Linked DNA regions of Homo sapiens: region 2 is linked to region 1. The links are chromatin loops, found by intact Hi-C in ENCODE. Cell type or tissue: spleen. All regions are shown on one strand. Links, peaks and the distances in the headings refer to the core of each region. The heading gives the core; the rest is flanking DNA. Region 1 holds the start of LCE3E (late cornified envelope 3E). Region 2 holds the start of LCE3A (late cornified envelope 3A).

Region 1 (12,209 bases), core at 1,868-9,867:
TAACCAGTTCTGATTACTCTCCAGCTCAGCACAGTTGCTGAAAGTAGGAACCACAGCCGTCCTGTTTGATTCATCACCACAAGCTGCTTGTTACTCAAAACTGGAGACATTCTTGGGTAGCGCTCCACCATGGGACAGAAACAGTGTCAAGTCATGATTCAAATATGTCTCAAAAATATTGAGAATGCATAAGGTTGGTTGGGAGGTTGGAGTTGCTACCCTGTGTGTGAGGCCTTGCCACATGGACCCCACACCAAGGAGCCCACAGATCTAGCCAGAACCACTCCACTAGTCCAGAAACTGAGGACCACTGTTTAGAGCAGGACTAGAATTCATGAGACAAATTCCTAACTGCATATCACCTGAAAGAGAAAAGATCCAGCCTTTGAAGAAATAAAGCCTGCCATCAAAGTCTATGGAAAGAGGACTGGAGGCTCCAAGCACCTACCAAGGTCAAGCTCTTGATGTCAAATTGTCCGCCAATTCTTACACCCACTGTGAGTCCACTCAGGAGGGAGAAGAAATAGGAGTTGGACCAACTTATGAAGTTTGAACCTGCAATACCAAGACAGTCAAAGATAGATGTTATGCAGTTCATGATGCTGCCCCTAAAAGTGGACCCCAACAGGTCACTAATAAAGACCACCTCAACCCAGCCTAGGATTCAATAATTAATAATTAATCATTCATTATTTAAAAACTATTTATTAAACATCTATTATATACTGACACCTCTATAGATACTGGAGATACATTAGAGAAAATGAAAAAATAAGATGTTCTCAGGGAACTTCCAATCTAGTGGGTCCATTCAAGACAGTCCTCTGATTTGCTTGTAAAACAGCAAAGTAAGGTATCAACACCCCTCTATCCAGTTGGTTTCCCATATCTCTGGATTGAGGAGGCAGCAGTGTAGCTTTGATAAACACAATGAAAGACACTAGCCTGAGAACAACATTGATGATTAAATATACTGGCTTTGCTACTGCAAAAAGCTCATGTAGTAACACCTTACTTTTATACCACAGACAGCAATCAAGTAAGAATAAGGGATGAGTTGCTAGTGGTGATGAGAAGAATATTAGTGCACTAGAAGGCCTATGTTCTCAGACCACTGCCAGTGGAAAAAATAATGTTTGCACCAGTAGTATGAAGGTACTCTCATTTTCCTCCTGTTAGACCTTATCTCAAAGTGGGTAGCCACAACTATAGGCTTTCCTGTAGTAGGATAAACAGACACATTTACTGTACTAATAATGTTTTCTCAAAAGCCGTGCATTTTTATTTAACTTTTATTTGAAGTTCAGGGGTACATGTGCGGGTTTGTTATACAGGTAAACTTATGTCATGGGGATTTGTTGTACAGATTATTTTGTCACCCAGGTATTAAGCCTAGTACCCATTAGTCATTTTCCCTGGTCCTCTCACTCCTTCTATTCCCCACCCTCTGGTACGTCCCTGTGTCTGTTGTCCTCTCTATGTGTCCATGTGTTCTCATTATTTACCTGCCACTTACAAATGACAACATGCAGTGTTTGGTTTTCTTTTCTTGTCTTACTTTGCTAAAGATAATGGCCTCCAGCTCCATTTATGTTCCTGCAAAGGACATGATCTCACTCTTTTTTATGGCTGCATAGTATTCTATGGTATACCTGTATCACATTTTCTTTATCCAGTCTCTCTTTGATGAGCATTTAGGTTGATTCCATGTTTTTGCTATTGTGAGTAGTGCTGCAATAAACATATGTGTGCATGTGTCTTTACGAGAGAACGATTTATATTATTTTGGGTATATACCCAGTAACGGATTGCTGTGTTGAATGGTATTTTGGTCCTTAGGTCTTTTAGGAATAGCCACACTGTCTCCAACAGCAGTTGAACTAATTTACACTCACGTCAACAATGTATAAGCATTCCTTTTCCTCTGCAACCTTACAACACCTGCTATTTTTTGACTTTTTAATGACAGCCATTCTGACTGGTTTGAGATGATACCTTACTGCGGTTTTGATATGAATTTCTCTAATGATCAGTGGGATGTTGGGCTTTTTAAAAATATGCTTATTGACTGCATGCACCTCTTCTTTTGAAAAGTGTCTGTTCATGTCCTTTGCTTGCTTTTTAATTGGGTTGTTTGTTTGTTTTTTTTCTTGTAGATTTGCTTAAGTTCCTTATAGATGCTGGATATTATTAGATTTTTGTCAGATGCATAGTTTGCAAAGATTTTCTCCCATCCTGTAGGTTGTCTGTTTACTGTATTGATAGTTTATTTTGCTGTGCAGAAGCTCTTTAGTTTAATTAGATCCCATTTGTCATTTTTGCAATTGATTTTGGTGTCTTTGTCATAAAATCTTTGTCCATTTCTATGTCTGGAATGGTATTGCCTCAGTCGTCTTCCAGGGTTTTTATAATTTTGGGTTTTACATTTAAGTCTTTGATCCATCTTAAGTTGATTTTTGTATATGGTGTAAGGAAGGAGTCTAGTTTCAATCTTCTGCATATGGCTGACCAGTTATCCTAGCACCATGTATTGACTAGGAGTCTTTTCTCCATTGCTTGTTTTTGTCAGCTTTGTTGAATACCAGATGGTTGTAGGTGTGTGGCCTTATTTTTTGGCTTTCTATTCTGAACCACTGGTGTATTTGTCTGAAAAAAATACATATTGTTAATTACCTGTGTGATATAAAAGATTTGTCTTATTCTTGAGTATGCTTATATTTCAGAAGAAAATGCGTCTTTATTGTTATAATAAAATGCAATAGGAAAATTCTACAGAGCTGATTCAAATGCAGTTTTTACAGGCATTAGTCACACATCAATTGCATTACATCAGGTATACATAATAACACTACAAAATGTATCTATAATTATTCACCTTCAATTAATTATAATTACCTTTCAGATAAATTCTCCCTGAATATCCCAGCCTGGGTGAATCACCTTCTTCTCTGACCCATGTCTGCAACTCAGAAACTTACAAAGTGAGTGGCTTACTGACACATCGTTCATCAGATGTAGGTTAGTTTCTTATCTCCATCTCTGGTTGCAGCTCTAACATCCGTGGTCCACTGTGCTTTCATTCCATTGTAGTTTTTTCTCTCTTCAAACACCTTTACCTTATGACAACTATCACCTGAAGAAATAAGAAAACAAAGCCTGAAATATCTGACTCCCCAACCTATGTTCTTAATGAACCTATTATTCTGGCCGCTTCTATCCACCACATTCTGTCCTCAGACAGGAATTTTGTCCATCCCCCTTCTCTCTGCAGGGACACCTCTGCCTCCTAGGTTTCATGAGTTTCTCTGTGTCTCTCTGACCATAAACTGCAAGGGGAGGTCAGACTCCTTATCCCTTTGTTCCTGCTCCATGCCCATCATCAGCTCCTATAGGCTGCTGACCTCACCTCAACTACTCTCAAGTGATACCAAATGACAACCTCTGGGCACACTGAGGAGACAGGAGACTGATAGCCAAAAGCTCTTGCATAAGCCTCAGGACTCAACACATGTTTTATGTAGCTTTCATCATCTTGGGTCATAGTCATTTGATCACCTGTCTGTCTGCCCTGCTACAAGGTGAGCTACTCAACCAGAACCACATCTCATTTATTTATAATTAGGTGTGTCCACCATCCAATGGATTGCACATCTATCACCATGCCCACTGTGTAATATCTGTTCATTTTTTAGAGAATAGAAGAAAGTAAAGAAGGAATGTAAAGAGAGGGGGAGAGCAAAAGAGGATGGGAGAAAGAGAAGAAAACACACCAAAAACAAACTTAAGAAATAGGTACCCGGACAGTCTTGGGGCATCCCAGATCCTTCTCTTAGAAAAACTTACTCTTTCCTCCCCCACACCTCCCGCCCCCCCGCCTACTACCAGGACCCTGCAGCCTATAAGCAAGCAACATAGAACCTGGTAACAAGATCCTGTCCAGAGAGTCTATGAACTAGAACTTCCTGAGACATCTGCCTCTTTCCTCAAGGTGTTCAGACAGACACTCCCTGAGCACCAAGCTTCAGTCACTAAGGTGCCCCCCAGCTCAGGCCCAGGGAGAAGCCTCAGACCCCTTGGTGTGACAAAGACAGGTAAAGAAGTAGAAGAGGATAGTAGAAGTTGAGACTAGAGAAATCAGCCAGTTCCTGACCAGCCAGAGACTAGTACTGTAGCCAAAGAATTTTTTGTTTGTTTTGTGGACAATAGGTACGTATGCACGTAAGCCCACAGGTGATCTCATTCTCCAACCTCCAATTCTTTCTCTTCCACCTCATGTGATCTGATCCTCTCAAACCTGACTGTGCATCAGAATCACCTGGGAGATACTAAAACCCTGATGCCTAGCCCAAGCCAACCAGCGTCTTGAGGGATGAAACTCAGAGTTTTGTATTTTTAAAAAACCCTCCAAGATGATGCCAATGTGCAGCCAAAGCTGAGAACTTCTGAGGTAGAGGATTCTCTTCTCTCCAGAAATTCCACCCTCCCTGATCTCCTGGCATCCATCTTCTCCCTACCTCCCCGACCCCCATCTCCTCTTTCTATATGTGACTTTCTGAAATAACAAAACTTTCTTCAACTTTATCTGCCTTCCCTACACCACTCTTAGCAACTCAAAGCCCCCTGGATGATTGGAGGTCTGACCCATTCCTCAGCACTCCAGGCCCACCATGACCTGTACTGAAAATTGGAGCCCAGCTCAAGAGTAAAGAAAGATCATGTCACAGACCACCCAAGATAGCTCACAGAAACTGAAGGTTTTGAGGGTGACATGGAGTTTGGAGACAAAACTTTTCATTGTTGACATCTGAAGTCTTTCACATTTTTCACCACAAAGCCCTGATTTTACAGTGATAATTAGCTCCAAGAAGGAATGTTTTCCTAAATGCAGTTTAAAAAATATTATGCAATTTATGAAATTGAGTATTGATTTATTTATTGACTGATATTGGAAAGAGAGGAAGAACCAAGAGAGATCCTTGGCAGGAAAATCTTCCAAGGGCCTCTGAAGTTTATTAAGTAGTCTGAACTCAGTGTCAGATACAAATAGTGACTTATTTTTCCTCTAGTCTCTGTCTTCTACTATGTTATACTGACTCTACTTTGATAATATCTCAAGTGTGTTTCAGGCCTTTCTAATCATTTTTCAGGTATTCAGGAAGCATCCTATCCTGTCCAGTTGGATATAACTCAGAATAAGAATATTAACTCCTCCCTCTCCAACCCAGCACAGCCCAACTGTCTCCTAAAGGACTGTGTGGAAAACAGGCATCTAGTGTGTGGAAAAGAGACATGGTTAGTTCCATCATTTATTGTCCACCTCCTCCTCTCCCCTGCGGGTTCCCTTTATTCTGCACTGTTTTGAGGCCGGAATGAGAAAAGGGGGGACAAAGCAAATATCTCATATTTGGCTGGTACTGCTAGTGTCTCTCAGTGGCTGCATCCTCTCTGTGCTGACCCATGAGGGCTCTCTTACCAGATAAATGACTGATTTCTTTAAGGAACCTTTAGCACAGTGACCTGATGTGAAAAATTTGGCCTCTTTTGACACTCCCCTGCACTCTTAGCCCCATTGGTACAGGCCTCTTGCCTTGATAGCCACATTCCCAGCAGGACTGTGGCAGTACAGCTATGCCTAGCTGCCCTCCAAACTGTCCACTGGCTCAGGGAAACTCATGAACTCTGGCCATGTCAAGCAGTAAGGGACTGGCTGCTTCTCTTTTCCCCATTCTCCTTTCCATTTTCCCTTTCCAATTATTTTTCACTCTCCAGAATAGCCAGAGAACTGTTCAGCAAGTCCAATGATGACACTGAGACCTGAAATTTTAGTCTTCCTGGGTTTTGCGTGTGTGTGTGTGTGTGTGTGTGTGTTTTATTGTTTTGTTTTGTTTTGTTTTGAGATGGAATCTTGCTCTGCCGCCCAGGCTGGAGTGCAGTGGCACAATCTCAGCTCACTGCAAACTCCGTCTCCCTGGTTCAAGCGATTCTCCTGCCTCAGCCTCCTGGGTAGTTGGGATTACAGGCACCAGCCAACACACCCAGCTATTTTTGTATTTTTAGTATAGATGGGGTTTCACCACGTTGGCAAGGCTGGTCTTGAACTCCTGACCTCAAGTGATCCACCCACCTTCACCTCCCAAAGTGTTGAGATTACAAGCATGAGCCACCGCTACTGGCCAAGTCTTTCTGTTTTTTAGGCATTGATAAGTTCTACAATTTGTCCCCTTGAAATTTCTATGACTTTTCCTCTAGTGGAGGGTAAGAGTAATAACCTGTTGCTTCCCCATGTGAAATGTAAGGGGAAAATCCACAGCATTCTATCCAGTTTTGAAAACTTCTCATTACTATAACAAGAGAAGAGTGATAGCATCTCAGGGCTCCTTCCAACCTCTTTATAAGGTGGAGAGTTATTTGTGCCTATTGTTTACAAGTTGGCAGTTATTTTTGTCAAATCTCAATAAAACAGGAAAAGCTTAATCTTACTTTCTCATATATGACCTGGATATTATATGGAAGCATCTCTGTGGTGATGAGAAGAGCTGTATATCTCAAAATAATAATGCTTATTGGATGTGAAGTTTGTGACCCAGATGAAAAACTAGGGACTCATGTTTTCACTTAAGAAGACAAGGTTGGGAATGATTGAGCAAGGATCTCCAAAAATCTGCTCTTCCATTAAAAACACCTTGAAAATGAAAAATTGTGAAAATCAACTTTTGCAAAACTCTGGAGATTTACCAAAGGCTTGCAAAAATATTAGAGTGTTCACTTAAGAAAAGCAGTTGAATATGGGTAAGAGCAGTGAGCTTTGTGACATTTTAACTTGCCCTATTATCATCTCCCTGTTCCCAGTGCCATAATAGTCTTGAAATCTAAAATGCTAGTAGCACATGGAGGTAACAGAACATATCTGAAACTATCCAAAAACCCCATCCCTAGAGAAATGTCATTATCTGACTATATGGCACATAATGAAGATCCCATTCCCATTTCCCCTAGAAATCCCAACTAGCCAAGCTTGTTTTCATTCCAGTTGACTCAGAACTCTCTCACTGAAAACAGCTTTTACCCCAGGGTGTTTGCCAAAAACAATCAGTAAAAAATGTTTAGCATCACAGCTGCCTGTGATGGTGATAATAGTTGGGCAAATCAGAAGTTGACCAAAAACTTAGATGGAAAATCTGAGGAATGAGATTCTCATAGAGAGTTTTAAAAATCTATGACACATTTCTGGAAATCTAGGAGACTATGTGGACTTACAGGGTGTGTGCATGTACAGAAAAGACCTGGGAAGACCCTAATATCTCAACTTTGACTGATCTTGAAGTTCCATCCAAGCAGGAAATGAAACCTAAGACAGATTTGTAAACTGTCTTCTGAAGTCTTGAAAACATGCCCCAACATACACACAGAGGTCCTCAGCAAAGGTTGAAAGACATTAACTCAAGGCATTTAAGGAAATCTCTGTCTACTAAGCTAACTGAGTACAGAGTTAAATGACTACACACAATAAAGAATACAGATTTTACAAAATTGGTTCAGGAAAGTCATGAAGCAAATGGACAGTGAAAACAAACAGCAACAAACCCCAGAGAGGGTTGGGAAATTTGATTTCCAGGATTTTATATCATTTTAAATGTCCAATTATTAACCAAAAAAGAAAGAAAGCTACAAATAAACAAGAAAGTATGACCTACACAAGGGGCAAAGTCCAGGGAGGTAGTCAAGAGAGACTGTCCCTGAAGAAGTTTAAACATTGGTTTTACTAGACAAAGATAAAAATCAACTATTTTAAATGTGCTTAAAGTACTAAAATAAACTACGTCTTAAGAATTAAAAGAAAACATAAGAATGTTGTCTTGCCAAATAGAGAATAACAACAAAGAATTAAAAAGAATTTCTTAAAACAACCAAATAGAAATTTGAGGCTTGACAAATATAATAACTGAAATTTAAAATTGACTAGAAGGGCTCAACAGCAGGTTTGAACTAGAAGAACAAATCAGTGAACTTGAAGATAGGTCAATTGTGATTATCCAACCCGAGGAACAGAAAGAAATAAGATTGAATAAAAATTAACAGAGCCTTCAGAGGCCTGTGAGTAACCATCAAGCCCACCAACATGTTTATAATAAGAATCCCAGGAGGAGATGAGAGAAATAAAAAGACAGGAAGAATATTCAAAGGAATAACAGTTAATTACTTATCAAATTTGATGAAAAATATTAATCTACACATCTAAGAAGATCAACAAACTCCTAGCAGGGTATAGTCAAACCTCTCCACACCTAAACACACCATAGTACAAATGTCAAAAGACAAAGAGAGAATTTTTAAAACAGCAAAAGAGAAAAGACCCATCATATACAAAAAAAATTAATAATAACATTAACAGCTGGTTTCTCATCAGAAACCATGGAGGACAGAAGCCAGTTGGATAACACATTCAAAGTGCTAAAGAAAAAAAAAGTAAACCAAGAGTTCTATATCCAGCAAAACTATTCTCCAAAAATTAAGACATTCCCAGATAAACAAAAATTGAGAAAATTTGTTTCCAGAAACCCTACTCTACAAAAAATACTAAAAGGATTAATTCAGTCTGAAATGAAATAACACTAGAGAGTATTTGAAATTTTTATGAAGAAACGAAGAGCATTTGTAAAGTTAACTACATGGTAAATATAAAAGACAGTATAAATGCATTTTGTGCTTTTAAGTCTTTTTTCTCCAATTTGATCTGAAAGACAACTGCATAAAGAAATACTTATAGAACTGCATTGATGGCCTTCTAATGTAAAGATATGATTTATATGACAATAACAGTATACAGAAGGGGGAGGGAACAAACCTACACAGGAGCAAAGCTTTGCGTGCTATCAAAATTAAGTTGGTATTGATCTGAGTTATAATCACTGTAAGTTAAGATGTTAATAAGAACTCCCAAGGAAACCACTAAGAAAATAACTCAAAAAATATACTAAAATATATAACATTGAAATTAAAAGGGTATACTAGAAAATGCCTGTTCAATAAAAAACAAAGCCATAGTGAAGAAAAAGAGGGGCAAAGAAAGTTATGAAATATATAGGAAATAAATAGTAAATGGTAGACATAAATTCTACCTTAATAGTAATTACATTAATTGTGAATAGATTAAATACCCCAATCAAAAGGCTAAGACTGGCAAAATGGATAAAATAGCATGAACTAACTATATGCTATCTATAAGACACACATTTTAGGCTCAAAGACAAAATAGATTCAAAGTAAAAGGTAGAAAAACATACACCATGCAATGGTAATCAAGAGATCTGGAGTGGCTATACAATACTGGACGAAATAGACTTTAAGACGAAATTAATGGCAGAGACAAAGAGGACATTTTATAATGACAAAAGGATCCATATCTATTAAAGAAATAATTATTATACATATATATGCACCTAACAATGGAGTCCCATATTACATGTAACAAAGACTAACAAAATTGAAGGGAGAAACAGACAACTCATAAACAATTTAACAATAATACTTGAAGCTTTCATACTCCACTTTCATTAATGGAAGAACAACTAGGAAGAAAATCAACAAACTGAAGACTTTAACAACACTATAAACCAATTAAATCTAACAGACATCTTGTTGAACACTCCAACCACAATAGCAGAATACACATTTTTCTCAATTGCACATGGAACATTCTGCAGGGTAGACCATTTGTTGGGTCATAAAAGAAGTATCATTAAATTTTAAAACACTGAAATCATACAAAGTATCATCCGTAACCACAGGAGAATGAAACTAGAAATCAATAACAGAAGGAAAACTGGAAAATTCAGAAATGTCTTAAGCAACCAATGAGTTCAGAAAGAAATCACAAGGAGAATTAGAAAATACTTTGAGATGAATGAAAATAAAAATACAACATACCAAAAATTATGGGATACAGCAAAGGAAATGCTTACAGGGAAATACATGGCTGCAAATGCCTACATTAAGGAAGAAGAAAAATCTCAAATCAATTACCTAACCTTCTGCCTTAAAACACTGAAAAAAAGAAGAAACTAAACATAAAGCAGGAGGAAGGAAATAATAAAGATTAAGTTTGTAGCTGCATTATTCACAATAACCAAAAATTGGAGCTAACTCAAATGTCCATCACTTGATGAATGGTTAAATAAAACGTGCTAAATTCATAAAGTGAAATATTACTCAACCATAAAGAAGAATGGAGTTCTGACACATGCTACAGCATGGATAAATCTTAAACAATATATTAAGTGAAAGAAGCTAATGCAAAATGCCATATATTATATGATTCTATTTATATGAAGTGTCCAGAATAGGCAAGTCCATACAGGCAAAAAATTGATTACTAGTTGCCAGAGGGGCAATGTGGAATAAGGAGTGACTACTAATGAGTGGTGATAAAAACAATTGCTTCAAGGAAGGTAGGATTGCAACCCCCAGCAGGCCTGAATGAGGTGAAGGTAAACAGGCGTCAGACCTTCCTGGTTCCCTCTTGTCAGGCATCTTGGTGAGTACACAGGAAGGTGATGAATGGATAGTCTCAAGGGTGTGCCTGGCTGTCACCTCCCCTGGTTGTGAAAGCAGCAGCATGCCCAGCCTGTGCATCACACACCCTGCACAGGATAAAAGCACTCCTGCCCTGGGCTCCTCCACAGTCTCCTCAGGAACAGCCTTCTCCTGCCTCTCTGCACCTGGTAAGTATTCAGCAGGGGACAGGGCTTGATATGGGATGTTAGAACAGAAAGCTAAGGCCATAGCAGAAGAGATGGAAACAGAGAGGTTTGAAACAAAGACCCAGATACAGGACTGTGAGAGGGCAGCAATGGGGGAAGGGGGCAGGAGGGAGACCCTGCAGGAACTGACAGCAATTCCATGACCTGCAAAGGCCACAGAGCTCACAATTCCCTCCCATCCTCTTTCTACTCAGGCAGGCACATTTCCTGTAACATCCATTCTACAGAATTCTTTTTCCCAAAAGGGTGCATTCCCTAGGGGTTCTTTGGAGAAACAGAAACACACGTGCCCACTTAGACTCACAGCAATCTGTCCCGGGTGGAGAGCAATGTGAGAAGTATCTGGCATATCCCACCAGCTCCACATCAGCTTCCCTCACCCTCTTGCAGCTCTTGCCTCAGGAGGCAGCTGGTCTTAGAGACGTTGGACTGTAGATTTTGAACTAAGAAGTGGCTTCGTTTTCTCCAGGACATCTCAACTCCTGCCAAGATGTCCTGCCAGCAGAACCAGAAGCAGTGCCAACCCCCACCCAAGTGCCCCTCACCCAAGTGTCCCCCAAAGAACCCAGTACAGTGTCTGCCTCCAGCTTCCTCTGGCTGTGCCCCAAGCTCTGGGGGCTGTGGCCCTAGCTCCGAGGGCGGCTGCTTCCTGAACCACCACAGGCGCCACCACCGATGCCGGCGCCAGAGGTCCAACTCCTGTGACAGGGGCAGTGGTCAGCAAGGCGGGGGCTCTGGCTGCTGCCACGGTTCTGGGGGCTGCTGCTGATCCAGATCCTGATGCTGAGACAAGCGATCTTTGGAGGAAACAAGAATCCCAAGAGGCCAAGAACAGCCCCATCTGACGCATGCCTTCCCATATACCCTCTTCTGACTTTCACAGGCTGAGCTGGAGGTTTTCCTGTGGGGGATCTGAGCTCTCCCCAGAAGGCACTTCTTGTTTTATGTACAGGATGTCATATGTCCCCCTACCCCTGTACCTGCCAAGGATTGGCAGTGCTTGTGCCCAACCTCGTAAAAAAGATAAAGTTCCTTGTCCTCATTACCACCAGCGTCCCACTGGGCATTTCACAGTCTCTCTCCTCAGCTCTTTGGTCAGTACAACCCAGCTCAGGAGCCAAACCTTATCTCTGCACCAGGAAAACATAGTGGATCCGACCCCGCTCCACTGATGGAAGGGAAGGGGAGAGTTTTATGTTGTAGTGGGAGGGAGAGAACGACACAGGTTGTGCTGGTTTGAGGCCCTGAAACTCAACCTCAAACTCAAAGAGGGTATCAGTGCAAAAATTGACTTTTCCTGTAAAATCTGAGAGGACATTAATACAATTGGGGAATTTCCAGTGTATGACAGAAGACCACTAGTTTGTTTTGATGAGCTGTTTCTGGAGTGCTAACTAAGAAACCGGAAATCAAAAGGCAAAAAAGCAGAAAATAGGCAGAAGAGAAGCA
Region 2 (12,209 bases), core at 2,553-10,552, 51 kb before region 1:
CCTTTTTCCTTGACATGATGTGAAAACCAGGTACTCTGATCGCTCACCTAATTTTTGGTTCATATGAAGCTGGTTTCTTGTGTGGATAGTTGTTCAATTTGGTGTTCTTGCAGGGGGGAAATTGCTGGAGGCTTCTATTTGACTACCTTGCTCCACCTCTCCCCATTGTCTTGCTTATTATATCATTAATTGATACTTATATTCCATACCATCAGCTTAATCCCTATTTTATGGATAAGGAAATTGAGGCATTGGGAAATTAAGTAATTTATAGAGAGTAAATTTACAGAAGGTAATAGAGAAAGCCCACCCCCACATATTTGCCTCAGATCCTATCTAGCTCTTCCCCACACCCTTCACCCCTAACTCCTTCCCCTCCCCATGCCTTTAATATGCAGTCAGCTCAACTATGACCCACATCAGCTACAGAAGACAGATGTTCTCAGGGAAGTCCAATCTCACTCCATAGATTTCCTCATATGGTTGAGAAAGCATCCAGAAATTGCTCAGTTACATCCAGGCAACTCTTTCTCTAACACTTATTTTCTCATCAAGTTGAATCCGTAAGACCCCACTCCTAGGAAATGGAACAAAGAAGCAGTCTATTCCTGTGTTCATGTGAGGGAACTCTGAAGAAACAGGGTCTTGACATCTTCAGGCATCCACACTTTTCCTGAGGGGGTTCAGATTACATGATTTCTTTAAGGCTCCTCTCCCAGAGCCTCAAATAAGATTTCAGCCTCCTTAGGCCTCTCTGTCTCTCACCTGCTAGGTCCCTGTGAATATCCCAATGAGGAGGTTCCTCGGCTCACTACAGATGCTCCCCCTTGGCCCCACTCCTGGGCCAGAACAGGATATCTCGTCAGATCCCCTTATTCTATTCTAGGCTGGATTCCCCACAGCATTGCCCAAGCACAGAGCAAGGAGGAGGCTCTTTGATGAGGTGGAGGGGACATGCTCAGCCCTGAGATCCAAATCCCTGCTGAGCCTTGAGTCTCATCTGGGGAGCATGGAAATACAGTAGTCATAAGCAGAACAGAGCATGTTAGTGGGGCAAGGGTACTTAGCTGTCAGAAGCCAGACACGGGCCAAGAGCAAGAGCATGTGCCATGGGAATTCCTGACATTAGCCAAGCCCTTGGCCTCTGTGACTCTTCTTTTTTCAGTCTCCAAGTTCTCACTGATTTTCTGTTCCCAGATATGGCCGCTATCCTCTCAGAGCTGTGAGTTTAATTCAGCAAAGATTAATTAAACACCTTCCATAAAGACAATTCTCAGTTCATCATTGCTTAGAAATTCAAAGATGATAACATAAGGATCTCCCCAAGTTGTTCAAAGTTCAGTGGAATATTTGAAAACCATCTTATAATAATTAGAAAAGAAAAAGAAAGAAAGAAGGAAAGGGGGAGGGAAGAAAAAAATGAAGGAAGGAAGGAAAGAACAAAGGAAGGAAGGGACACTTGCACAGGTTTGAAGTTTGAATTACTGTTTTCCAATGAGATAGTCAAGACACTGAATCATCTAAAAATGGCCTTGGTGATGTCTTCTGTGGTTCCCTCATTCCGTTTGACAGGAATAGTCATAATGGAGCATCATTATGTGTATGGATATGTGGTGAATGTGTGTAGATGGGTGTGCTCAGAGCAGAAGGATGAAAAGTCTCTAGCCATGTGTCCCATAATGCCCAGGGACAATCACTGTTGTACCATAAACTGGGAACTACTAGGAACACTGTGCTACTAGGAACACTGTTGACAAGGTGGTCACTGCTTCCATGAATCTTCATATCAGTGGTTTAAAGTTTTAGATACTTTTGTACCCACCCACCACTCTTAGCTGATTGGGGCTGCAGTGACAACAGAAACATCATGTGTGATATTCACTGGCTTTGTTTGGTCTCATAGACCAAATTGGTTCTTGGTTAGTGGTGCAAAGGAAGGGAGGGAAGAGGAAGGGAGGGAGGGAAGGAGGAAGAAAGAAGAAAAGAATAGAGGTAAAGAGGGAGGGATGGAAGGAAGGAGGAGAATACAAGAAAATAATCAGAGTGTGATTCAGAAGTTTCCCTCCAGGACTTTCTTGACCAGTAGATCATAAGCCTCCACCCCCATTTCTTCAAACATCCTGAAGCTATATCCACTTCAAGGTCCTTCTGTGACCTCAACCTCAAAATTCTCTAAAGAAAGCTTTCTATGCTCCTAATCATTAGGAGAGTTAATAACATAATCTTGGCTAATTCATATCCTCCATCTTGCACAGACAATGAGTCACTAAGTCTTGAATATGCTTTTCTACAAATCCATTCTGTTCTGTCAGTCCCCTGGCCAGCAACTGATCTCCCTTCCTCCTGCCCTCTTTCAAATAAGTTAAAGGAGAGGGTGTGACTAGATGTTTCCTAAGAAGGGACAGACACATGGATACCTGGAGTCATATAATCTCTAATCCAATGACGGGCTTCTTGGGAATCCCCAGGCTGCTCAGTGGGGACTAAGCCTGAGGAAAGGGTGTTCCTTGGCAAAACTTCATCTCCTCATTGGCAACAAAAAGCAACCACTTGGGAGTTTCCATGGGGCCACCACAGGAGGAATGAGCAAGCACAGGATGCCAGGAAGAGCCTTTACCTGCCCTGCAAGTGTAAGAGGCTTGACCTGCTCCACCGATAGCCATATCACACCTCAGAGCCCAGCCCTGGATCTCCCAGGAAAGGGAGCTTCATCACAAGCCTTTCCTCCAGTCTGCCTCCACAGGTAGGAGTTCTTGTCTGAAACTAGGGAAGTTTCACTGTGGCAGGATTCATAAGTCTTAGAAGAAAAGGTGAAAATGATGGAACAAGAAAAAAAAAAGGAAAGAGATTGGAGAATAAAGAGACGTCCAGACAGAGAAGGAACCGGCCCTGGAATTGTATAGCCTTAAAGGCCAAGGCAAAGTGACTCTCAGCCCAGCCACTATTCAACCTCCCTTGGCTGAGTTTCTGCAAGTAGCCGAGAGCTTGGCCCGGGCCATGTATATCTATGAATACATGTATATGGCTACCTATCTATACTTATCTAGAGAAAAAGAAATCTTAAAGAAATTAATCTGGGTAAAAAATTTTCTTTCTGAAACTTGTTTATTTTACCTATATATTGTCTACAAAATGTGATTTTAATTTCAAAAGGAAACATTTTTTATTATTATTTGATGCATCTGAATAGGTGCTAAATAGATCCTGCTGAGATAAGCTGCCAATAAAGCCATCAGCCATACCAAACACCTATCAAGTGCTTCACTCCTAAGTAATTCACCAAGTGCGTTCTAAAGTGACTACCTTTGACCAGCTCCAAGTCCTCTTCCAGGCTCATCTCACCATGGCTCCAGCTCTAGGAGCAGCTCAGATGCCTGAGCTGATCCCACCAGTGTTACTACCTATGGTCATGGTATTGCAGTGGTCAGTGGTGGGAGCTTCCGTTGCTGCCACAGGTCAGTAGGACTGCTGCTGATCTGGGCCTGGCAGTCTCAGAAGAAGAGCATTAGGTGAACCAACAATTCAAGAGATAAGTACTTTCCCTGCTCTGAAGGTATCACAGCCCATTCTCCTCAACCTTTTGGGCTGTGTCTGGAAAAGGCATTTGGTTCAGACAAGGATTAAGTCTGCAGGAGGCCCAGATTTCACTAACAGCATGCTTCCCTCAAGGTGATCCCCTCCTGTCCTTCTCTCACACCCATTCCACCAGCAAAGTCAGTGCAGCAGTGCGAAGAGATCTATGTTTCCTTTACGCTCTTCTCATTCACAACACCCAGTGTGGCATTTCAAAAGTGCCCATTCACATCCTTTGCAATTGTCTCTTTTTATTATTATATCCTCTGAGGGAAGGAAGTAGGAGTACTTAAGGATATAAGGGCAAAGTTACTTCCAGCATAGCTCTGACACTAAAACTTAACAAAGCCTTGAGGACCCCATTCAGCATGTTCCTAAAAACATGCTTCTGGCACACCTGTCCTAGCCTTTCACCAGCTTTCCACCAGGAATTCCCACTCTTCCATTCATAATTCTGCAGAACTATTTTTTTTTTTTGAGACAGTCTTGCTCTGTCACCCAAGCTGGAGTGCAGTTGCGCGATCTCAGCTCATTGCAACCTCTGCCTCCCCAGCTCAAGCGATTCTCCTGCCTCAGCCTCCCGAGTAGCTAGGATTACAGATGCCCACCACCACACCCAGCTAATTTTTGTATTTTTAGTAGAGACGGGGTTTTGCCGTGTTGAACAGGCTGGTCTTGAACTCCTGACCTCATAGAACTCTTAAAAGAATGCATGGTATTGCAGTTTGTTCAAAGTGGAGTGATAGGCAAAGGGGAAGAAGGAACTAATATCCTCTAGCAGTGTATTTTGTACCAAAGAACAAGCATCTTCAGGCTTTCATATACTCTGATCAAAATAACATTTTGCTTAAAATTACAATATAATTTAAATTCATGATTATTAGAAACTTAATATTGTCTCAATTGTGATTATTTTCCTTGGAAGAATATATAGTATAATAAAGATTATTTTAAAATTCATTACAGTGGTTTTTATTTAGAGGCTATGGCATATTGTATTGTATTATTAGAGATGAATTCACTGATAAATTTATCACTGATATAACTAAAACCAAATAGTAAATAATATTCCATTTTTATGAATTCATCATATACAAACTTCAAGCATTATCACAGGTATTCATTAAGTGAAATGCATACAACCCCATCAACCTCATCATTATCAACAAATTCAAAGAAATTTTAATGAATTACTAACATAATATATAGGATTAAATTCAGCCTTGCACATTTCACAGACAGCCAAAAACGGATGCCCCTTTTTTCCCATTAAGTGTGATTTCTGTTGATCCCACAGATGGAGGTCACATTTTTATACCATCTGCACCTCCCTCCACTCTACCCCTCTGCCCCCACAGTGCCCAATGCCACCTTTAAGATGCCATGATATTCCCTGAAGACACTACCTCTCAAGCCATGGCCCCAGCTCCATTCTTCCACCCCTTACTCAACCCAGGTCCAGTGAGCTCAGTGCAGCCAACATCTCAGGACACAGGGGCTGATTCCATCACCTATGTAAAGGAATCCACAAAGCAATGGGGACTGACACCCAAAGGCAGTGACCCCAGCCTGCCATGTTTGTGCACACTTGTGCTGCGTCGCTTAGCACATAGGATGTGATTTAATTGCTCAGTTGTCCATCTGGCCTTCTGAAAAGCTGTGAGCTAGTCAAGGGGAGAAATGTGTTCTGTTTGTCCCCATATTACCAGGCCCCACAAAGGACGTACCCTGGCTTCAGAGCATGTGAGCTGAATGAAGAAAAAAAAGTGGAACAGCAGCCAGAGGGCCTGAACGGTGGATAATTGGACCGTCATCGAGATTTCCTGCTTCCCTTTTGTCATTCCTCAAAATATGCGCCTTAAGAATATGCTGAAAGCCTGGTCCTTGGGAGTGTGTGGTGCTTCCCCTCCCTTTGGGGAGCAAAGGAGGACACATAGTTGGGCTGTGCATCATAATACCCAGGATAAAAGGGCTGAGGCCCTGGGTTCCTCAGTCCACAATCACCTCAGGAAGAACCTTCTCCTGCCTCCACCAAACCAGGTGAGCGTCCAGCTGGCGAGAGGACCTGGGCTGAAAGGGCTGCGCAAACACGTCTGTGCTTCAACAAGGAGAGGGGAGGAGGCAGACACGGTGGAGGCGGCAGAGAGGCTGTGGTGGGTGGCCGGCTGGGACTGGGATGGGAGATGGGCGGGATAGTGAGGAAGACAGACAAGTCTGCGAGCCACTTCAGGGGCTCCGCGATGCTGCGACCTCTGAACCCCCTTTTCCTCATGTGCGCAGAGATGCGTTGCCTCCTCACACCCTGCGCTCACAGGCGTCCAGAGAGACGCCACCCTGGAGGGTCATGGGCGTTGTGTTCACGGGACGCCTGCAGGGGGAGCTGTTCGCATCGGGTCCGGAGGTGTGACAGGCCCCGCAGGGCGTGCGCAGGAGCCCCAGAGGCCCACCCAGGAGTGTCAGCTGCCTCCCAGGCAGGGGAGAGGGCCGGAGGAAGGGGCAGTATCAGGCCGGTTTAACTTCAGATCCGTTTGCATTCCCCTTCCCCAGGTCTTAGCTGGAGGGCAGACTGAGTTTAGGGGAAGGGATCCACAATTAAACCAAAGCATGAGGAGGCCCTGGCCTGAAACCTGCATTGACACGTATTTTGCTTTGCTTTTATTTTGCCCAGGCTCCCTGACCTCCTGCCTAGATGTCCTGCCAGCAGAACCAGCAGCAGTGCCAGCCTCCGCCCAAGTGCCCTGCAAAGAGCCCAGCACAGTGTCTGCCTCCAGCTTCCTCCAGCTGTGCCCCAAGCTCTGGGGGCTGTGGGCCCAGCTCCGAGCGCAGCTGCTGCCTGAGTCACCACAGATGCCGCAGGTCTCACCGTTGCCGTTGCCAGAGCTCCAACTCCTGTGACAGGGGAAGTGGTCAGCAAGGCGGGAGCTCCAGCTGTGGCCACAGTTCTGCGGGCTGCTGCTGACCTGAGCCACGAGATTAAGTAAAAATATTTGAGAAAAGAAAGTGCCAAAATGACTGGAACCAGCCCTAGCCTGGTGCTTCTTTGCTCCTGTCTCCTCTTTCCTACTGAGATGTTCCTTGATGAGTTTCAAGTACTCCCCCAGGGGATTTATCCTGCTGGTCTTAGTGTTTTCCCTCCTTCTTTAATATCCCTGTGCTGTGAAGAATAAAGCTGTGCTTTCTCGTTGCAAGCTCTGTCCAGTGCGTTCCCGTCTTTGCCTTACAGGGGCTGCCCCACATTGGGTACATAGGCCTATCTTAGGAACAGACACAAGTGGGTCATACACCCCTCAACTCACAAAACCCTTTTAGGGGGGTTGTATATTAGTGTGGGAATGAGGTGAGCAGTCTTTCACAAGGTCAAGGACAGAAGCATGAGTTGGAAATAAACACAGAGCTCTGGAAAACAAAGGGAATGAGCTTACTGGGCCCGTTCAGATCCTTCCGAAAACACTTTGGTAGCTCAGCCCTAGATGGCAGAGAAGAAGAGAAGCTCCAGATGGGAGCAGGTCCTTGGTCCTCTGGTTCCTCCAACTCTGATACTCTGTAGTCTTCATGACCCAGGACCACAGCAGCCCCCAGAGCTGTGGCAGCAACTGGAGCCTCCAGAATGCTCTGTTGGGCATGTCAGTGGGATCTGTGGGCCCATGGTGACTCCGGTAGCAGCTTCCTGCAGAGCTGGAACCACAACAGAAATAGACTGGCAGCAAACAACCAAAAGGATACTTGAGGGTTAGGCACTTGGGAGGGGGCTGACAGTGCTGTTAGTTTTTCCTTTCAGGACATCTCAGCTCAGTGATCCCTGGAAGAAATGAAAAAGTAAATCATTGTTTTCTATCTATCTATCTATCTATCTATCTATCTATCTATCTATCTATCTATCTATCTCTATCTACCTATCTGTCTCCCCTTGTCCCTCACCGTCTTTCTCAGACCCTGACCCTATGACCCTAAGCTCACGTTTTTGCTAACCTAAGGGCAGCAGGGAAACAGGGCCTTGGGCAGGGATGAATTGGCTCAGAATGTTTGCTGATCAAGGTATTTTCTCCTCCTACTTTGATTTAGAATCAGAAAAAAAGGAGATGGGACATGGAGAGTGATGATAGTGATGGACTCTACTCCAAGTAACAGCTCTTCAAACTCTAGCCCCTCAGTAGGAAATTCAATAATTATTCAGTAGATGCCCAGATGTTTTCTGATAGAAGGGAACCAGGAAGTCCCTGTAACACCCAAATATCTGGCCTTGATTATCAAGACTGTTGAAAACTAATTGTCTATACTATTTTATTCATTAATTAATTCATTCAAACAACAGGAATTGAGGACACAGTTCAGATATATGTTGACACAAAGGACTCAGAAATGTGTGAAATATGATTCCCATCCTTGAGATGCCGACTGACAAGTCAGCAATCCACTTATGAGCTGGAATGATATGGACTGTTACATAAGTGTGTGGGAAGTCCATGGGACTTATCCTTTGGATGGTAACCCCCTGTTTCCCTGACAAGAGTGAAGTGTCCAGACATTGTCACTAGTATCATTTGTGGGTGTTGGGTGAGGTTTCTGGCCTGCAAAATGACCTTTGATGGTCCTGTGATGGCCTAGCTAAAGTGACTAAGAGGAACTAATGGGACCCAAGAGCCAGGAGTCCCTGGGCAGAAGGTTTCCTGGCAGAGGGAGGAAATGAAGCTGCCCTTTGAGAGAAGTTGGATCTGAAAGGGAAGCAAGCTAAGATAATGGGAGGCAGAATAGTGTGCAGGCCAAGAACATGGGCACTGGAGTCGGACATTCCCATTGCCTCCCCTCTTTTAAATACCAGGAGAAACCTTGAAGAGTCTAGGGGAAAACAAAGCTAAAAAATAAAGGCAAAATGAACCAGAAATGCTGGAATTAAAAGCTGAGCCACCAATTAGCAGTCTAGATCTGTGACATGACAGACTTGCAAATCTAGCAGTCTAGATCTGTGACATGACAGACATTGCTTCAGCATTTACTTGACTGCACTATTGATCCAAGAGATAGGAATGGTTCAGACACAGGGATGCTCATATCACATTGGCCAGAACGCTTTAGGAAAAAGGAGGGATTGAATGATAATTGATGGGAGAAAAAATAAAGTGATGGACAATAGTGGTAATTAAGTTTATTTCACCAGTGTTTCTGCTGAATATAAATGACAGATGTATACTATTTTCCCATTGCATTTAATTTTTTTTAGGTGGAGTCTCACTCTGTCTCCAGGGCTGGAGTGCAGTGGCATGATATCTGCTCACTGCAACCTCCCAGGTTCAAGTGATTCTCCTGCCTCAGCCTCCTGAGTAGCTGAAACTACCACGAGCCACCACGCCTGGTTAATTTTTGTATTTTTAGTAGAGATGGGGTTTCACCATGTTGGCCAGGAATTAGATAATTATCTGGCATATGTAAATAACTTTGATATATTTTGGTAAGACATCATTATTGCAGCAATAGTTCTGAACATTCTAGTTCCATAAAGGTTATAGGAGTGGCCACCCTCTTCAAAGCTTGAATATGTTACAAGCATGACCAAAATCTGAGTCTTTTCAAAACACTGTGGGAACATTAATTTATACTAGGGCTTCAGCAACATGTAGAGTGAACTGACAAGAGGGTGAGGATTTGGCTGATACCTATTTGTGATGATTTTAAAGCATGGTTCAAATTTTTTTTGACATTCCTCTCATTGAGAAGTTAGGCCTATGTCCACTTACCTTGAATCTAAGCGGGCTTGTAACTCCTTTAACCAAATGAATATGGTTGAAATATGCTATGTGACTTCAAAGGCTGGGTCACAAAAGGTCATGCAGATTCCACCTGGTCCTCTTAGGAGGCTGTCTCTGGGGAAGCCAGTTACCATGTAAAAAGTCTCGCTATTCTAAGACCATCATGCAAGAGAGGCCAGATGTAGGTCCTCCAGGTGACAACCCCAGAAGAGGGCTCAGCTGGCATCCAGCATCAACAGCCAACCATCTGAGTGAGACTTCTTGGATGTCCAGCCCAGTCAGCCTTCAGATGACCACAGCTCCAATCAACATCTGACGACAAATGCATGAAATGAGAATTGCCCTGCTGAGTCCTTTCTGAATTTGTGACCCATAAAATTGTGAGAAAACCAAGATGGCTGTCATTCCAATCACTTAGTGTATTGTTTCACATCACTAAGTTTTGGGGTGATTTGTTATGTAACAATAGGACACCCACTGATTTTCTGCCATCAGCAACTTATGTTCTTCCTTCTAAAGTTGTTGGCTCTGCTGAGGTGCCAATAGCCACTAGATAGCTTTCTTAGTCCCCCCAAAATTCACCACTTTCATGCCTTAATGTTTTTCCAAGGTTTATCTCACCTACACTGACACTCATGACACACAGGGTATGATAATCCAACTGAATGCAGAGCAAGGAAAATGTCAGCCTGCAACATGCCCAGTCGATGTCTGCTCCAAGTAAAAAGAAACTTCATCTGTTCCCATTGTATCTACAATGCCTAGAGTGGCACCTGGCATGGGAGATACACTCATTGTTGGGAGAAAAGCTGAGTGTTGGGAGACAAGCTGAGTCAGGGCTTGGAACATGTCTGGGTTCCAGGATCTAAAACCCCCTTGTGGCCTCTGGAATGTGTCTAGACTTGCTGGCTCCTCGCTTCTAGCATTCCCATTATTGCAAGTAGCCATATGTTTCAAAGAAAATGCTAAACCATCACAGCTGTAGCTCATTCACTTAATACATTGCTTCCTTTCAACCCCCACATCCTCACCACCTGTTTCTTTGATCACAAATAAATAGCATGGGCTCCCAGAGCTCGGGGCCTTTGCAGTCTCCATACTAGCATTGGCCCCCTGGTCCCACTTTATTTCTTAACTGGTCTTTTCTCATTCCTTTGACTCCACCGGACTTCGTAGCCCCCCCCCAGCCTGGTGTTGGGTCTGATCACCCCAACACTCATCAAATGTTTGTGCAATCTCAGTCTCTATGCACCCTGAAATGCACACAATTCCTGTGAATTTTAGGCCAACTAGCTTCATCAATGCTTGTGGCTTTGCATGTACAACTTAGCTGAATGTGGGACTCAGGTGTTCCCATAAGGAGCTTGCCCATCCTTTTCCTTTTTTCTCCATTATGTGTTTTAATTCTGACTTTTAAAAAGTACTTCCCAAGCATGTCTTAAGTGTACCAGAGCAAGAAGCCTATTACATTGATTCAAGTCTACTCAATTGTAAGCTTCAAATCTCTGTTCACTTTCTCAGAGAACCCTTCTCAGCCAGTTAAGTGATTTGACTAGCAGAGCAGATTTGACTTCAACTTTCAGTTATGGTTCCTTTTGACACTTTTCATTCCAGTTTCTTAAGAAATAATGTGTCCACATATATTGGAGCAAAACTGATTTTTCCAGTTTGCCACTTTTTAAAAATGAAATTAAAAAAAGTATTATAATCAGTTGAATTCCCAAAGTATCATATAGGTCTTATTCTCTGTCTAAAATGTCCAAGCTCAACCTCTAATTTCTCTCAAAAGTTTCTGCTTTGACTGTAGCCACAGCTATATGATTTGTTTTCATCTTTCTGAAGTTATCTCAAGAACCATCATAGCTTGGGTTGAACAGTCCCCAGTTTTGCAACATTATTTCCAAAATCCAGCTATCAAAATGAAGCAGCACTGATGATTCACATCAATCACTTTGGTTTGGAGTAGAGATAAAACACTGCCATATTCCAATGTTGGGGCAGGAGCTGCCCAGTTAGAGTCCAGTGGTAACTAGAATATGGCTGTGTCTCATTATTGTTGAGTTCAAAAAGTAACACACGACAGAAAATAATAATGAGTTCAATTCTATCTCAAATATCTTAAAAGAAATTTACAGATATGTAATCTGTACCCCCAGAAGCATTCATCATGTCCGCTTTTTTCTGTTTTCTCAGAGCACAGAGCCTCTCATTAGCATTCCCGTCAGAGAAAACTTCAATTCCAATTGCTTCAGAATCCACTGACTTCAGCTAACCTCCCTCCCTAAGGTCCATTATGTGCAGCTTGACTTGATCTTCATCCTTCAGACCTTTCTTTCTGCCTCCACATGCTCCATCCACTTTGGTCTCATTCTTGTCGATTTTCTGATTCTCTACATCACCGTCAATGGAAACTGTGGGCTACAGGGTCAAATCACTCCTCCCACGGTATCATCCAAGAAAAGTCAGGCCTTTATTTTTTTTAATTATACTTTAAGTTTTAGGGTACATGTGCACAACATGCAGGTTTGTTACATATGTATACATGTGCCATGTTGGTGTGCACCCATTAACTCGTCATTTAACATTAGGTATATCTCGTAATGCTATCCCTCCCCCCTACCCCCACCCCACAACAGGCCCTGGTGTGTGATGTTCCCCTTCCTGTGTCCATGTGTCCTCATTGTTCAATTCGCACCTATGAGTGAGAACATGCAGTGTTTGGTTTTTTGTCCTTGCGATAGTTTGCTGAGAATGATGGTTTCCAGCTTCATCCATGTCCCTACAGAGGACATGAACTCATCATTTTTTATGGCTGCATAGTATTCCATGGTGTATATGTGCCACATTTTCTTAATCCAGTCTATCATTGTTGGACATTTGGGTTGGTTCCAA

Evidence for each region. Peaks named below come from ENCODE experiments on the same cell type or tissue, not always from the same donor. Only the 100,000 strongest peaks of a DNase experiment are listed, where the experiment ranks them.
Region 2: it touches region 1 in a loop (3-fold over the local background); 19 of 110 quality-filtered maps call a loop at or near these places.

The regions. Positions count from the first base shown.
Region 1 is chr1:152,565,250-152,577,458 of GRCh38, reverse strand. It overlaps LCE3E (late cornified envelope 3E), which reads left to right and starts at 10,679. Exons shown (of 2, transcript NM_178435.4): 1 at 10,679-10,721; 2 at 11,230-11,805. The coding sequence starts at 11,251. The coding sequence ends at 11,529. In spleen, for the core only: no CTCF peak of the experiment used is centred there; no DNase peak of the experiment used is centred there; H3K27me3 peaks cover 1,254 bases.
Region 2 is chr1:152,617,157-152,629,365 of GRCh38, reverse strand. LCE3A (late cornified envelope 3A) reads left to right here and starts at 6,263. Exons shown (of 1, transcript NM_178431.1): 1 at 6,263-6,532. The coding sequence starts at 6,263. The coding sequence ends at 6,532. In spleen, for the core only: no CTCF peak of the experiment used is centred there; no DNase peak of the experiment used is centred there; H3K27me3 peaks cover 3,306 bases.